Regions from separate parts of the Homo sapiens genome. Here region 2 is linked to region 1. Evidence: chromatin loops called from intact Hi-C (ENCODE). Cell type or tissue: GM12878. All regions are shown on one strand. Links, peaks and the distances in the headings refer to the core of each region. The heading gives the core; the rest is flanking DNA. Region 1 has its middle 220 kb from the start of COL8A1. Region 2 overlaps LOC105374007 (a long non-coding RNA gene).

Evidence for each region. Peaks named below come from ENCODE experiments on the same cell type or tissue, not always from the same donor. Only the 100,000 strongest peaks of a DNase experiment are listed, where the experiment ranks them.
Region 2: a loop joins it to region 1, with 6 times the contacts of the local background. A loop is called at or near these places in 2 of 110 quality-filtered maps.

What each region holds. Positions count from the first base shown.
Region 1 is chr3:99,415,845-99,421,230 of GRCh38, reverse strand. No RefSeq gene overlaps it. Among named protein-coding and RNA genes, the nearest start is that of COL8A1, 220 kb to the left of the region's middle. RefSeq lists an enhancer at 2,366-2,505. In GM12878, for the core only: no CTCF peak of the experiment used is centred there; DNase peaks (open chromatin) are centred at 2,330 and 2,760; H3K27ac peaks cover 2,968 bases.
Region 2 is chr3:99,502,866-99,508,251 of GRCh38, reverse strand. All of the region lies in intron 1 of LOC105374007 (a long non-coding RNA gene), which reads left to right. It overlaps LOC105374005 (a long non-coding RNA gene), which reads left to right. Exons shown (of 5, transcript XR_007095985.1): 4 at 666-2,353; 5 at 4,884-5,386. Among named protein-coding and RNA genes, the nearest start is that of COL8A1, 130 kb to the left of the region's middle. In GM12878, for the core only: no CTCF peak of the experiment used is centred there; DNase peaks (open chromatin) are centred at 2,151 and 2,823; H3K27ac peaks cover 885 bases.

The DNA of each region.
Region 1 (5,386 bases), core at 129-5,128:
ATGTTTCAGCTCCAACATGTCAAGAAATTGGAAGTTTTCACTCCTGTCATTATAAGATAAAAATTAAACATACTGAACCCCATGACCTTTCTCAGGCCCAGTAGAGGCCTGAGGTCACATGTTGAATTGTCACCTGCAAACCAGGTAAATTCAGAGTTACTACCAAGATCTGCTTGCCTGGAGCAGAAGTCCCAGCAATAAATTTATAGCAACACTTATATGGCAAACTTGATGAATTGTACATGCTGAGTGTGGATAAGCATATGGATGAGAAACTCCTAAGGAATACAGTGTTAGCTCCACCACCCTCCAACCACTTTCTTGGGCTTTACCTTCAGGAACTCCACTAGACTCTTACGGTAGAGTCAAGAAAGATCCCCTTGTAGCTTTGGCACAAGGGGAAAAAAGTGACTTACCCAAAGCAATCACCATACAAAGGCTCACCCTCCAAGGTAAAAGATATTACTAGAGCCTTATCCCAACTGGGAAAAAAGCATCTACTCCTCTCTAGCTCTTTCTAGCCACCTTGTTTCATATAAGTGGCGAGTAAAGCTAAGAAATACTTGTTAAGGTCACAGCTGAGTGACACAGGCCCATGTAAAGACTGAGATTTAATTGTAAAATTATAGAATGGTCCTTCCCCCTCCCCAACACCTTACCAACACACCAACACACCAACAGAACACAGTATAACAAAGAATTATAGCTGAAAGAGGCACAAGACACAGACTCTCTCTGAGGAGGAGTTCTTACGGAAACCAAAAAAAAAAAAAAAAAAAAAACACAGGGGAGACAAGCAATATATATAGAGGGGTTTGCGACCTCTGGTATGTACAAGTACAGAAAACATTAAACACAGCCCAACCCCTAGCCAGATTAGCCTAAAATCTTACACTAAAGGCCAATTACAAAGCATGCTAAAAGAAATGTAAAATGAAGATGAAGGGGGGGGTGGCCTGCCCCTCCACACCTGTGGGTCTTTCTCGTTGGGTGGGACGAGAGACTGAGAAAAGAAAGAGACACAGAGACAAAGTATAGAGAAAGAAAAGTGGGCCCAGGGGACCGGCGCTCAGCATACGGAAGACCCGCGCTGTGCGCTGGCACCGGTCTCTGAGCTCCCTCAGTATTTATTGATCATTATCTCCACCATCTCGGAGAGGGGGATGTGGCAGGACAATAGGGTAATAGTGGGGATAAGGTCAGCAGGAAAACACGTGAACAAATGTCTCTGTGTCATAAACAAGGTTAAGAAAAAGGTGCTGTGTTTTGATGTGCACAGACATAAACATCTCGACGCATTAAAGAGCAGTATTGCCGCCAGCATCTCACCTCCAGCCTTAAGGTGGTTTTCTCCTATCTCAGTAGATGGAAAATATAATCGGGTTTTACACCTAGACATTCCATTGCACAGGGACGAGCAGGAGACAGATGCCTTCCTGTTATCTCAACTGCAAAGAGGCCTTCCTCTTTTACATGCAAGAGAAAAACCCATATAACAAAGAGTCCTCTTTTTATGAAGACATTTTCCACCTTCAGTTGAATTAAGATGAAATTACACAGAAAAATCATTTGTTATATTTGTGCTATAAAATGTCATATGTAACATCTGATTTATGACTACAAAGATCAATACAATGGCTCATTTAACATGAGGAAAATTTAATTAATAATTCAGTACTAGAGCAAACAAGAAGTATAATTAAAGAAATACCATTAAAAAGACTTGTCAATTGAACAAAAAGCTGACTGTTTTCCTTAGGAATGGAGAAACTAAAATGAAACATTTGCATTGAAGGGACCTGCTGGCTTTATAATCACATCTGCTAACCAGTCTGCATCCTTGGCTCACAAAGATCCCCATGACTGCTAAAAAAATAAAAGCAATGCTTTCAAAAACATTTCCCCTTCATGTAACCTAGCATATTTCAGCAGTCCGTGTTCCCAAAACTTGTGGTTGAAAAAATCTCAACTTCATGCCTACATTTCCTGAAAAGAAGATCAGCCCAGGGGTGAATCAGTAACACATGAAGCTTGCTCTCCAGACACAAATAGAAATACACATCAGAAAAAAACACTGGCATAAAGATGACAGAAACCTCATCATGTTGAGTTGAGAAGTCAATCCTATTATTAGTTAACAGAGATTGAGCGTCCTTTGGCACTGGATGGTGCCAACACCATTGCTAGGTGCTGTAGAGAACATAGAATTAGGCAAAGTCTTGCCCAGGGGGTTCATAATCACATCAGACAAACCAGACACTAACACAGTCCAGCAGTCTGGAGTGGAGAGAGCTGAGCTTACATGGGGAACCTAAGGTCAATCTGTCCATGAGAATTCTCAGTTTCACTCCAACTCTCTTGTGTCAGAAAAATCTGGGGAAAAACCTTTGACATACTATCATGTGATTTCCATTTCAACGTCACCCAGGAAGCCTGTTTTGCAAAGGAGTACAGTTGAGTTTTCACTTGTCATGTAACCGGGTTCAGAATAAATTCAGTGAAACTATTGGCTTAGTTTATTAGAGAAGGAAGGAAAAACTCACAAGGCCAGAGTTATTAGGAGGAGAAGTAAAGTTATGTAGGTGAACATCCCACAGAGAAGCCTGGGGGCCAGACTTCTGCTGAGCCTGTATTACATACTGTATAGATGACCATTTGGTGGTGGGTCTATTCTTACCTCCACTCTGTCATGAAAAGTCAAGGTTACATAAACGATATTGACAAGTGAGCTGGGCTGCTTGGCACCAGGTAGTCTGAATTTGACTTGTCAGTTGTTAACAGAAGATTTCTGGATGTATCAGTAACCCAGCTATTAGAAACACTGGAACCCGTCTGATATTCATAACATGAAAAACAGGATGTTGCTGTTCACATGGGAGTCTGAGATTAAAAAGCAGTAGTATGCATGTGAAAACTCTTCTCAAGGTTGGGTTAGATCATTTCCTGTCCTCCTATAGCACTTTAGTACTCACCACCATCATAGAATTAATACTCTGTGTTAAGGTAATTGCCTATTTGTATCTCTCCTTAGCACTTAGACAGTACATGATACATGGCAGGTTCCAATACAAATTTATAATAAATAAATGCTGTAACGAATGTAAGCAAGCTGTAACTCTGCATACTCTTTGAATTTCTGAAAAGAATTCAAGTATGATAAGTTTCAAAAATCTTCACACAGTCCTCCAATATCCTAACTTTTTTTTTTTAAAGACAGCCCATGGGCCCCAGTTTTACATTTAAAATGTAGGATGTTTTTCATAGTTGGTTGGAATAACAAGAGTATCAATTTCCTCATCTAGTCCATAGTTCCATGTATACATAACCAGGTATGCATTGTATACATGGAATTCCTTCATGCTATTTTTTTTGTATATAACAGTGCCTATGTAATTTGAACTCAGAATAGTAACTGTTTGTGAATTTAAGAGCCATGTGGTATTTAAATAACAATTCTACTTCTTTAAAGTTCCTTCAAGATATTTTGCAGATTTTTAATAGAGAAAATGACTTTTAAGAAACCATGTGTGAAGGTAATATAGACAGACTAGCTTCCAGTAAGAGTAATGGATTCTTATCCAGACTGCCTCGGAGTCCATCAGCTGGTGACAGACAGAAGAGCAGAAGTGTGCCCCAAATGTCATGTAAACATGTTAGTTCTAACAACTAAGCCAAACCCAACATTGCTGAAGCTAAAGTGAATTAAAGGACCTGCCATACATATGTGGGTTATTCCCCCTCCCTGAGAAATAGGGCATGGGAAAAGTTTGGCTTTCTGAAAACATCAAAAATAGCTAGAAAGGAAATATTTCTTTAGTTCTCTAATGGGCTGAAAAGGTAGAGGTTTATAATTTAATCTTAAACCAGTCTCTCATATCTAATATTTTGGGAAAATGCTGTCTTGTGCTGGGTTGAAGACCCTTTTTAGAGATTTTTTCATTAATAAGCAAACAGATTGGTCTTTTTTAAGTGCAAGATCTTTACGCTTGGGTATGACTGTTTTCCTGGATTTAAAATAATTCCCATGTACTTTATTTCAGTTGTGTGGAGAAAAGTATATTTTACAGAAACACTCTTTTCTAGGAAATAAAATACCATGGAAGAATTATATAACTGGAACACAATTTCAAAAATCAACTTATCTAATCTACACGTTTAGACATTAGAAATCTTTGGTTGTGAAAGTTAATACCCAAGGTCATATGGCTTCTGAGTGGTGTTACTGGACAAGAACTTATGTCCAATGCTGTACTCCTTTCTTTAAAAATAATTATTCTTTGGGAGGCCAAGGCGTGTAGATCATGAGGTCAGGAGATTGAGACCATCCTGGCCAACATGGTGAAACCCCGTCTCTACTAAAATACAAAAAATTAGCCAGGCGTGGTGGCGCTCGACTGTAGTTTCAGTTACCCCAGAGGCTGAGGCAGGAGAATGGCATGAACCAGGGAGGCGGAGGTTGCAGTGAGCCGAGATCACACCTCTGCACTCCAGCCTGGCAAGACTGTCTCAAAAAAAAAAAAAAAATTGTTCTATTGTTTCTTAAACTTTTAATGTTGAGATAATTATAGATTCGTGTGTGGTTGTAACAAATGACACAGAGAAGTTCAATCTACCCTTTATCCAGTTTTCCCCAATGTTAACATCTCACAAAACTATACTGTAATATCACAATCAGAATACTGACATTGATACAATAGACATATAGAACATTTACATCACAACAGGGATTCCTCATGTTGCTTCTTACAGCCACACCCACTTCCCTCTTACCCCATTCAACTCCTTAATCCCTGAAAAGTAATTATAGTAATTTGTTCTTTATTTCTATTGTATTGTCATTTTAAAAATGTTATATGAATGGAGTCATACAGTATATAACCTTAGAAACTGATTTTTTTTCACTTGGTTTAATTTTCTGGAGATTCATTGAGACTGTCATGTGTATCAGCAATGTTCCCCCCACCTCCTTTTTTTTTCTTCTGAGTACTCTGTGCTATGATTGTATCACAGTTTGTTTAACCATTTACCTGTTGAGGGAACATCTAGGTTGTTTCCAGTTTTGGGTTAATATGAATATATTTGTGGTAAACATTCAGTAGAGGTTTTTTGTGTACATAAGTCTTTATTTCTTTGGGATAAATTCCCAAAAGGTTCCCAAAGGTATAACTTATGGGTTGTATGATAAGCACATTTTTAATTTTAGAAGAAACTGTCAAACTTTTTCGTAGTGGCTGGACAATTTTACATTCCCACCAGCAATACGTGAGTGATCTAGTTTCTCTATACCCTTGCCAGCATTTTGCATTGTCACTACTCTTATATTTTTATAATTCTAAGAGGCAGGTAGTGATATCTCATTGTGGCTTTAATTTGTATTTCCCTAATG
Region 2 (5,386 bases), core at 84-5,083, 87 kb before region 1:
CTCTCTGCCACCCAGGTCCTATCAGGATCCAATCTCATGCCCCATAATAATGCTCCTTAGACGTGGTCTCATTTTCTTAGTTCTTCTGAAAGGACAGTTTAATCTGATAAGTAAATGTAAGGTAAGAAACTCTTGTAGATTTTAACAGCAGCCATCCAGAGACAGAGAATCTGCTATTGCTCTCTAAACTAACAGAGTATCTCCAAGAGGAAAATGGGGAGAGCTGGGGAGGGTATCCCACATTGAAGGAGCCTCCTTTGCCCACCCTGGCCTTGGGACTGCCCATAGCAGTTCCAGAACAGTGAAATTTAGACCTTGGGCTTGGGCTGCGTGTGGCTTTTTGTGTTCACTTGGGCCTCTAATGTCTGTATTTCATATCCCATTATCCTGAGCCTTGCAAGCATCAGCAGTTCTGTGGCTCTTCTGGTGAATGCTACTTGTGAATAAGCCTCTCAAATCACAAAATGGGAGGAACTTTCACTAAGGGAAAAAGCATGGGCAATATTTAGCCACTTCCCAAAGCCACTTGGAATATATGTTGATTTATTCTTAGGAAAAACAAGACTAGAACAAGAAGTTTATTGAACATTAAAATTATTTAAAAAGTTAATGAATAGCTGTTTATTAACATGCTTACCTCCTTCTTCACTTCTCCAAAAACAAAGGAGCGGTATTTATACCCCAGCAGGACTTGCTTGAATACAAGGAACGCCATCTAATGAAAATCCCATGCCGCAGGCTGAGCTGGAGGGAGCATCGTGAGTGGCTCAGACCCAGGCCTTCAAGGCAAGGGACAGACACCGTCTTACTTGGTTTGCGGTGGAATATCTGGAAAAAGCATTGGTTACATTTTTTGTAACCCTTGGCTAATGAGTCCCAGTCAGTGGAGGCTGAGCTAAACACCACACAGGCAGCAGACCATCAGCTCGCTTCTCATGAATGCAAAGAAGATGTCATGGAATCAGGTCTTATCTTTTCATGTAACCTGGCAGCTAATTTCTCCCTTAATTAGTTGTAACACCGTTTATGCAAAACAAAGGATTTTCTTATTTCCTTAAACAAAAATTGTGCTGGAATTCTAGAATTTATTTTCTAAGTATGTAATTAAGCACATTACAAAAAGACATAATTGCAGGTCAGAGATTTTCTAGTGGAGACTGTTACCCATGTTCTCAGGGTGTTGACAGGATACGCTTCATCTCCCTGGTCCTGCCCCCATGTTATAATAGCTAACAGTTTTTTGGTATTTTTAAGTTTGCAAAGAGTTTGGATATGCAGAATCTCATGTGGAGCTCCTTATTAGGATTAAAGGGGGAAGAAAAGAATCAGAGAGTAAAATTTTAGAATATTAATGCTTGGAGGCCTTTGGGGATCACTTAGTCTAGCATTTTCCAAATTGTAACCAGTAGAATACGAGTTCTAGAAAATGATATTTGAAAATAGAGTTCCAGCTGGGTGCGGTGGCTCATGCCTGTAATCCTAGCACTTTGGGAGGCCGAGGTGGGTGGATCACAAGGTCAGGAGTTTAAGATCAGCCTGGTAAACATGGTGAAACCCTGTCTCTATTAAAAATACAAAAATTAGCTGGGCATGGTGGCACGTGCCTGTAGTCCCAGCTACTTGGGAGGCTGAGGCAGGAGAATCACTGGAACCTGGGAGGCTGAGGTTGCAGTGAGCCAAGATCCCGCCACTGCACTCCAGCCTGGGTGAAAGAGTGAGACTTCATCTCAAAAAAAAAAAAAAAAAAAAAAGAAAAAAGAAAATAGGGTTCCAAAATGAAATGAGGTTGGGAAACCTGGGACACTGTTTCCCCTCCTGGAGATTTGCAGTTCATATTAACATATTATAGGCTTTGGGGATTCCCAAAATAAAAAAAAAAAAGTATTAAGTTTCTTTTAATGAAGCATTTCCTACTTTTATTTGATTATGCAGTATCTCCCCTCCCCTCATATATATATATATATTTAACATTTAAGGAAACCAAAGCCTTACAGTTACACGGTTAATTGGTGGCAAATCCTCGATTTCACAATTCTCGGGCTCCAGATTATTACATCACTTGCTAAGGTCTGTGAAGTACTCTGACTGTGACTCACAACCGAGGACTTGTGGAATAGTGACTGGGCCACGCGACTGCACTCTCTTAAGATTTTGGTTTGCCAAGTCATTCTGAATCTAATGATCTTTGGGTGATTCCCCAGACTGAGGAGGAAGCAACAGCAGCTGTGCATTGGGCCCACAGAAAGAATGGTTGAAGACTGCAGTGTATTTTGAGTTTCTGCTTTGGAGGGGAGGGTTGGTCCTGATGCCCACAGACGAATGGCCTCCTGGTTCCAATCAAGGCCAGCCCAAAGTAAGTCAGTGAAGAGGTGAAATGTGACTTCAGAAAAACTCTGCTCTTTTTTCATTTTACTATATAATCCTTGATATAAGTGTAACTACACTTTCACATCCTCAGTGCTTTTGATAAAAATTCTGCTCTGAGAGCTTTTATTCATATTACATTATAAGTGATTGATAACTACAGTTAAAGGTTAAAGTGTTTCCTATCCCACAGGGATTTCCATTCCACCCTAAACACTGTGCTAAAAAAAATAAAGCTCTAAGGGTGGGTCTCGAGGCGAGTGGTGAGGGAGAATTTTTTCCCCTACATGGGGACATAGGCTCTGAAAACCACATTGGATGGATACATATCCTTTTCATGCTTGAATAAAAAATATACATTTCTGGTCCAACCGAGTTTAATACACATCTTGACATTTTATTTTAATATTTCTAGTAAGATATCTTTTTTTTTGCAAGATGGAGTAGCCTTATTGAGTCCCTAGGGTACAATGTCACTTGATTCTTCACACATGAAGAATGTGGTTTCATTTTCTCAGTTCTCTGATAAGTAAATGTAAGGGTTCTCTCTCTTCTTTGAGGAGATAGGAGAACATGCTCAGTGCTGCATAGTACTATAGACTCATTAATTCCTTGACAGTGAGTAGCTGTCATATTCCAGACCTGGGGAAAGAGAGACACCTAGGTCATGGCTTCTGTCCTCAAAGAGATTACCTTCAAGAGGAAGCATTCATAAATTTATATAAACAGATAATAATAATTTGATAATTTCTATAATGGAGATCTATCCCAAGAATGTGGGAATAAATCTTCATGTTAAAATGTTTTGAGTTCTTTGACAAAGTCAAATCTGTCTGAAAAGTACTTTAATAGAACACAAATTTTATGCTAATTTTCAGGCCTTAAATCTAGGCCAAAGTCATGGGTAGTGCTTAACACATAAATAAGTTTCCTGTATGATGTGTGTGTGAGGTGAAAACCTTTTCACCCTTAACCTACTCCCCTCACTGCCATCATAAATGGTACAAGCTTTTAAGGTGACATTTGTGTTTAGTGTGGTCTGAAGGCCTTTGTTATTGGAGACAGGCAGCACACTAAGTTAGGGAAAACCTTGGATTTAAAAAATATTAAGAATTACTTGGACAGCCAGCAAATTCCTTAGTAACTTGCAATAGAAAAGAAAGGCTTAAAAAAAAAGAAAAAAAGGAAAATGTGGTCTTTAGGCCTTGACATCTCAATTAGCTTTTTCTAAAGCTAATCCACCCAACTAAGTTTACAACATATTGGTTAGGCACATCATCAGGAATTGAGATGGCAGGAATCATCTAAACTTGCTTAATCAGGGCCTTGTTGAATATCCCAGCAATGCAAAACCCTAGATGGCGGATGCAGGTGGTAACCAGTGTCCCTAGGAGTTGTGCAATGTGGAGACAGTATCCTGTCTATGAATGTCTTTGTTTACTCTGTGTCCCTCTTTTCTTACATCTGCCACATGTGAACTCATAGGGCATGAGTTCAAACAGTTGAATTCCAGAGCTATAAATGACGTGGATTCCCTCTGGGAAGCAGTATTGGAACAGTTTAACACCCAGTTTTTGAAACTGACATGTTTAGGTTTAAACCATGGCTCTGCCCTTTACTAGCTTGTGTGACCTATGAAATGGGGAGATTTATAACACTAACTTGTAATGAGATCATCTAGGCTAACCACTTAGCACCTGGCACAGTATAAATATACAAATACATGTTAATTGTTATTATAACCTTATCTCCTATCCCTCCATTTAAAAAGCAGCTTGGGACTCAGTAATGTGAAAAGATTTGTCTTACGTCTTTTGTGGCTAGTCAGTAACAGTCAGAATTAATTTAGTGTTGGCCTTAATTGAGCCATGTGATTTGCTCAATAGAATTTTATATTTTAAGCCACCTTTGAACAACCATATAGTAAGGGTCCATTTGATCTTTCTCCTTCAACTACTTTTCACACTTACACCATGACATTCTTTTTGCAAACATTTCAGTAGTTTTGGTATTGGGCTTTGAATTGGTAGCCTTAATATTCTGTTTTTCAAAGTCTGTTTTCTGTAAAGCTAAACCCACAGTGGACTGTGCTATTACTCTGCCCAGATTCCCTCAAATCCCTTTTACTGTTTATGTCTGTGAGCTTCCCCTCTTTTGTTTGTTTGATTTTCTCCTAACAGTCCTCACTTGCAACTCTTCTGGAGCTGTGCAGACAGCCAGAAGTGTCCGGGATTTTGTGTTCCCCGATCACTCCACTCCATTCCCCTAAGCCCTTAGCCCATGAGTGTATCTTCAGGAATATGAAGGCCCAGCCCCTGTGCTACTGGTCAGGACAAACTCTAAAGTGTGGCTTATATTCCAGATTCCCTTTGGGGATCAGGCTGAAGCTAGGACTTTGCCTGAAATCCCGCCTTTGCTTGGCTGCTTTTCCTTCCCTGTCCCAATTTCCTGGTTAGGAGTGAATCACTCCCACATTTGTTCACATTTTATCTCTTTATTATTTTTTTTTGTTCCATCAGAGTCTGCTTCTGGAACCCAAACCTAAGGGACTCAGCTATGTTTGTGTTGACCTACTATCAATAAAGAAGATCCTTATTTAAGAACAGGCCACCTTCTGTTTTACACATATACTTTCTGACCCTAGAAATTGTTCAGAAGGTGGAATGTTTTGCTGTTTCAATGAGATCACATGTGTAAAGGCTCTTTGTACACTGCAGGAGCTATAGAAATGTGAGTTATGATTGCTCAAATTTCATTCCCTTTGCTCTAATTTTGAGTTAGGGGAGAGAAAGCCGGCCTGTAAAGTACATATCACAGTTTCTCTTTCTCAGCTTTCAACTGCATGGGAGTTTGTATTTCTGTTTCTACTACTCCATTTCCTCTGCTGATACCCTGCCAGGGAGGTGAATGTATCAAGTCAGGAAGTAGACTTCTCAGAATAAAGAATGCAGAATTAGAATGTTTAGTGCACCCAAGGTTAGGTGTAGAGTGTGTCATATGAAAGTAATAGGTATACTTTTTT